Linked DNA regions of Homo sapiens: region 1 is linked to region 2. A link is a contact called in ENCODE Hi-C or POLR2A ChIA-PET data. All regions are on one chromosome and are shown on one strand. Each heading gives the region's core, a stretch centred on a gene start or an enhancer-like site at or near the end of the contact. The rest is flanking DNA. Distances are from core to core; before and after follow the strand shown. Region 1 overlaps ANKFY1 (ankyrin repeat and FYVE domain containing 1). Region 2 holds the start of MYBBP1A (MYB binding protein 1a).

Evidence for each region. Hi-C counts contacts between places; a loop is a spot of excess contacts on that map. ChIA-PET counts read pairs that join two places held with the same protein, here RNA polymerase II (POLR2A). Pooled maps may share reads with other maps.
Region 1: a loop to region 2 is called in a pooled map, with 5 times the contacts of the local background. The contact joins the enhancer-like site here to the promoter of MYBBP1A in region 2. A Hi-C loop is called at or near these places in 3 of 50 pooled maps. POLR2A ChIA-PET finds 5 or more read pairs at or near these places in 3 of 52 experiments (GM12878, HEK293 and IMR-90).

What each region holds. Positions count from the first base shown.
Region 1 is chr17:4,175,536-4,178,235 of GRCh38, forward strand. It overlaps ANKFY1 (ankyrin repeat and FYVE domain containing 1), which reads right to left. Exons shown (of 25, transcript NM_001330063.2): 19 at 1,591-1,767. Among named protein-coding and RNA genes, the nearest start is that of CYB5D2, 34 kb to the left of the region's middle. RefSeq lists enhancers at 963-1,464, 1,465-1,964. Within about 2 kb of position 1,441, at least 3 of the 41 ENCODE cell types and tissues checked have a DNase peak (open chromatin) inside an H3K27ac peak, as active enhancers do.
Region 2 is chr17:4,554,134-4,556,833 of GRCh38, forward strand. It overlaps MYBBP1A (MYB binding protein 1a), which reads right to left and starts at 1,251. Exons shown (of 26, transcript NM_014520.4): 1 at 994-1,251; 2 at 728-823; 3 at 62-145. The coding sequence starts at 1,191. It also overlaps a transcript of GGT6 not described here.

The DNA.
Region 1 (2,700 bases), core at 191-2,690, 380 kb before region 2:
AGGTGTATGGCCACCCCTGGTTCCTCCGTGTGTACAGGCACTGCCTCTGGGAAAATCTAGGTGCTGCTTAGCTGCTCTGGTTAGGACCCTGACTTCTAAGTCTCAGCCTCCCCAGAACTCTGGGCGCCCAGTCTAATCACTGATCGATAAGACATATGAGTGGATATGGGACTCTCCATACGGGACGTCTCACAGATGTATATTCATGGTCCCTGGTGCTGTGTTAGGGATCATAACTGGCCCCACAGCTGGTTAACTGGGAGGAGAGAGTGGGGAAGGGGTTTCAGTATGAACAGGGTCAAACAGGATGCAGCATCAATTCAGAGGAAGGAGCACACGGACACTGGAAGACCCGCTGTTTCTAGTGTTTCTGGGCGATCCTATCATCTGTCATGCCGGGCCCCAGGAAGGCGGGGTCCTTGGTCAGGGACCGTAACCTCCTCCAGCCCTACAGAGGCATAAAGACTGATGAACACGAGGCCGATTCCCTACGACTTTGGGACCCAGCTCCGCCTCCTTGGCTGCTTCCCCCACATCCAATCTGTTCCTGGCACCATCATACCCACCGCTCCTTAGCCCTCAGTTCACACTCACTGCCACGGCCTCCGCTCGGTCTCGTCACTGGTGAGCCCGCCCCACACCTGTGTGCCTCACTCCCAAGGCGCCTTCTTCAAATGCTGCCTCAGCTCAAACACAATCAGGTCACAAGGCTTTTCTAAAAAGCACTTTTCAGAAACAGTGACACCAAGGCGCCAAAGGCTGCTCAGGTGCCTTAGCGGCCAGTTCTGCGGCATGTGTCTGGGGCTGACAGGAGGGACCAGCGACAGCCAGCTCTGAGGAGCAGAGACCAGACGATGAGGCCCTGTCTCAGCTCTGGACCTTGTTCTCTCAGCTCAAACACTTACAATGGTTTCTCCACTGCCTAAAAGATACTGGCTGCTCACAGTTCTCGGTTTGAAATGTGACACCCCACGATCTGCTTTCTTCCTGCCCCTCTAACCACAGCTCTTTCAACTCTACTAAAACTTCAACCAAACTTTCCTACGTAAACACACCACATGCACTTCCCAATCTCCACATCTTTACTGAGACCCTCCCCGGCCTGGGTGGAAAAAGCAGGCTTTGGAGTCCAATGGAAAAGGCTAAAATCCAGCACTACTTGCTTAGATAGCCTCGGGGGTAAAATTCTTTCTCGGCCTACATTTTCTCCTTTGTAAAATGTAAAACATTTCTCATACCCCTCTGTGGTTTTGAAAATTAAGAGAGACAGCTCACTTCAAAGTCCCAGTTGAATGCCTGACAGAGAACACAAGTGGATCTCCACTTCCTCGGTGCTCCCACCCTGCCTCCACCATTGAAATCCTGCTTTCTGGAAGGGCCCCATCTAGCATCTGGCAGCCCACGCAGCCCAGTGGGGCGCTCAGGACGTGCAGCCCTTGACACCAGTTTCCTGAGTGCACCAGCCTCGCTCCCCAAATTCCCCAGGTGCTTTCACAACACCGGGCAAAGCACCTGTGATGAGATTCTGCACAAGCTCTACAATATGCTTTGACAACATATTATTACATGCAATACTTCTGTGTCACTTACCAAATTGCGGACAATAATTTCTGAGCCTGCTTGGACAGCGAGGTGCAGGGGGGTCAACTTGGAGGCATCCTGGACTCTTGAATTCACATTAGCGTGGACACTGATCAGGAACAGCACACTTTCAATATCAGAGTTCTGAACTGCCACATGAAGGAAATTCCGGCCCTTGTTATCCACCTACAGCAACAAGTGCAAAGCAAAATATTAGTTCCCTTTTCAGAGTACCTCCTGAGCTTCATCTGCAAGCTGAACTGACCACTGGAGAGGTCACGATGGAGACCTTCCCTCAGTCTTAGGAAACCCCCTCCCAAGAATGAACATGAAACGCCATCCCCCAACCCACCCACAGACCCACTCTACACATCTGTGCACAGAACCAGGTGTGCGTGGCCACACCCACGTGGTCAGGAGAAGGGAGCCACTGTGGCAGCCTCCTGTAGTAGGAACTGGATGTGGAAAACCAAGAAAAAGACAATCTGAAGGATAGGGAAACGCAAGCACCAAGATATCAGGAAACTCATGGAGAGGGAAAATGGAGACAAGCCTTGGGAGTCTCTTTGCTTTGGCTAAAACAAGCACCCAGCATCCTGATGCCCCAGCTGCACTGCCGGCCTGACCCGAGCAGTCAAACAAAGGGTTGAGAAACGTGGAGAAAGTTTCCTCTTACTGAGCTACGCTCTATACACAATGCGGGAGGGAGCCAACAGCAGGGCCCGGGCTTTGCTCCGCTGATGGAAAGCCAACAGAGCTCAATGAAATCAAAGCACACCGTCTCCTGTAGTTCCCAGAGCCGTCTTAGCATGAGTGTGGAGGCGGCAGCGAGGGCGACCCCAGTGCCACACACACGGCACGCCGCTTCACAGGCCCACACGTCACACACGGCACGTGCCAGTCTCATAAGCAGCGGATCCACAAAGCGCTTTCATCAGCAGTCCAGTTTCACACTGGAGAGAAGAAACGGGAGAGGCCATTTCACACCACCTGAGCAAACGTGAGGTCACCACCTACGCAATCCAGTCACACTTGTGAAAATGCTGAAGACGGTGGTTACGGAAGCCTAAGACACCAAGCAATCATCTCCACCCATGCGAGGATCTCACTTCACGCGGG
Region 2 (2,700 bases), core at 1-2,500:
ACTCCCCATTCCCCAAGCCTCCCACCCCTGGGGCTGCTGACCTCCCTGGCCCCACTCTCACCTTCTTCACCTGATGCAGGTCATATTTTTCTTGTATCTGCTGCAGGATGCTGCACAAGGGGAGGTCTTCAAAAGACTGTAACAGCTGCCAGGAGTTGTGTGGCAGGAGGAAGAGGGTTCAGGAGAGTGGCCCAACTACGTCTTCACAAACCTTAACCTCCCTTCCCCCTTCAACTTCTCCCAAGAAGCCTCAGGTCCCTAGTCCCACCTTCTATGTACCTTCTATGGCCCCTAGATTACTAGTCTGAAATGCTCAGCCACTGGGTCTTCTCTCCGCACGTGGTCTGAGCTCCCCTCAGGCTGATCCTGCAGGCCTGGGTCTTTATTGCTCTGCCCCTTGTCAAGGCGCCTCAGAGAGTGGTCTACTCCAATCAGCTGAATGCCTCTGCAGGCCTAAGGGAGCCCACCCAGCGCTCACTGCTCCCAGAAAGTGTACCTAAGAGGCCGGGCAACCCAAGCACCAAATAGAAAACCTGGCCAGGCCTTGCTCACACCTTCTCCACTTTCATGAAGAGGCCTCCCTCAGGTTGGCCTCCAGTCTGCTCTGCCACTCCCGACCTCTCTCTCGGGCTGCCCCTCCGCCACAGCTGAGACACCACACCCGCCCTCCTCATACCCCACCATTTTGACCTGGATGGCTGGGACCCTGCCAGGAGCACCACCTCACCTGTGCCAGGGCCAAACTGTAGCAGGGCCGGGCTGTTTCTCGCCCGACCCCGAGTCCCGTGATTAGACGCTTCAGGGCATATTTCATCTCGGACCCCTGCGGAACCAAGCACACCCTCGTGTTCAATGGTGACAACAAGGTGCACGCCCCCGCGCACCCTGGCATCCAGGTTCGCGACCACGTGCCCCCAGTCTCAACTCCCTGGGCCCGCCGCCGCTTCCTTGCCGGGATATGCGCAGCCTCTGCCCCAGACCCCGCCACTCCACCTTCGGCCTGCCACGCAGATACTCCAGCAGCTTCTCCGTGGCCGCAAGTCGCGTCTCCTGCTCAGGCTTCGCAATGTCCCAGAAGAAGTCCAAGAACTCGCGACTGTGCTTCAATAGGCCATAGCGGTCGGCAGGCCGGGCGCCACTCTGCGTCGCTTCTCCAGGCGACATCGGCTGGGCGGGATCCCGGCTCTCCATCTCCGCCACACTCACCGAAACACGAAACACGTGTGCTCCGGCCCCAGCCGCTTCCAGGTCAGGGCACGGCGCATGCGCACCGGTTTGTGTCGGCTCGGAGGCGGAAGAACCCGGAGGGGCGGGGGAACCAAGAGAGACCGGCCCAGAGTTAAAAGAGCGGCATTTCCGCCGTAGCTCTGAGCGGAAGTCCCTCGCCTAGCGGCGTCCCATCTTTCCCAGCCTTCTGCTCACACCCGCTCCGCCCTGGCGGCTGTGGCATCTGCCCCTTTGGAGCCCCAGGGGGGCATTTCTAAGGGCCCATCTCGGAAACAAACCTAGGTGTAGCACTTCGATCCGACTCGTCCCAGAGCGGCCCCTGCGCTCCGAACATTGAGCCATTCAACAATTACTGGGCTCCTGCTGGCGTGCCGTGCTAGGCGGTTGGAACAAAGCCTCTGCTCTCGTGGAGGAACACGGAGCCAAATGCATTTAAAAAGATCATAATTATGAAGAGAATTAGGAATGCAAGGGTCAGGAGGAGGCTTTTAAGTGCTGGAACGTGAATACATCACCCGTTAAAAACACGGCTAATTACTATTCAATAGGGTCTCCAATAATGATTTGAGGGGTTGGTCAGGGAAGGCCTCTGTGAGGAAGTGGCATTTGGGATGAGAGCTGAGTGACAAGAAGGGCCCCCCTCCCCCGTACTCCTGCAAGGATCTAAGGGGACGAAATCCCAAGCCTTGCAACTACAGAGACCCAGGGCTGGAGGGGCTGAGGCTGGCGAGAAGCAAGGCTGCATGGGGCCCCGGGCTGGGATTTCATTCTGAGGGTGATGGGAAGTCACTGGTGAGTTTAATGCAGGGGCAAGCCTGGATCCGATTTACATTTTAACAAGATGATGCTGGCTGCTGTGTGGGGGATGGACTGTAGGTCTGCGCAGGTGGAAGCACGGGAAGACCATTTAGAGATAGTGGTGGACTGGACCCAGGGAAAATGAGAACAGGTCAGATTTGGGCTGATGTGGAGCAGGTGGGGTGGGTGATGGAGTTAGATGTCGGGGGAGAGGAAATGAGGGGGATGCCAGGTTTGAGACTGAAATAACTGGGTACATTGTGGTGCCATTACGGAGAAGAATTTTCTTGGGAGTGGGAGGTAAAGGTGGTGGGATCAAACGGTCTATTAAATCAGAGAAGCCTTTTACAATGGCAGGGGAGGGGAACTGCTACTGGTCACCCTCGCTTCTTGGTTTGAGAAGCTGTTTATAGAGGGCTGTGGTCCAGAGAGGACCTAACCCTTGGGGGAGGTCAGGGCTAACCTTCGCCTTGAATTTCCACACGCTCAACTCCAACCCCTTTGTACCCAAGCCCCTGGGGCGCCTTCTCACCCTCTCAGCCGCTTCCCTGCTTTGCTGTCTGTTCTAGAAAGTGAAATGAAAACATTCACCTTGCACATCTGGTGCCCCAGGAGGCAGGAGGTGAGCGGAGCAGGGGGAAGCTGAAAGATACCAACCCAGGCTCTCCCCTCTCT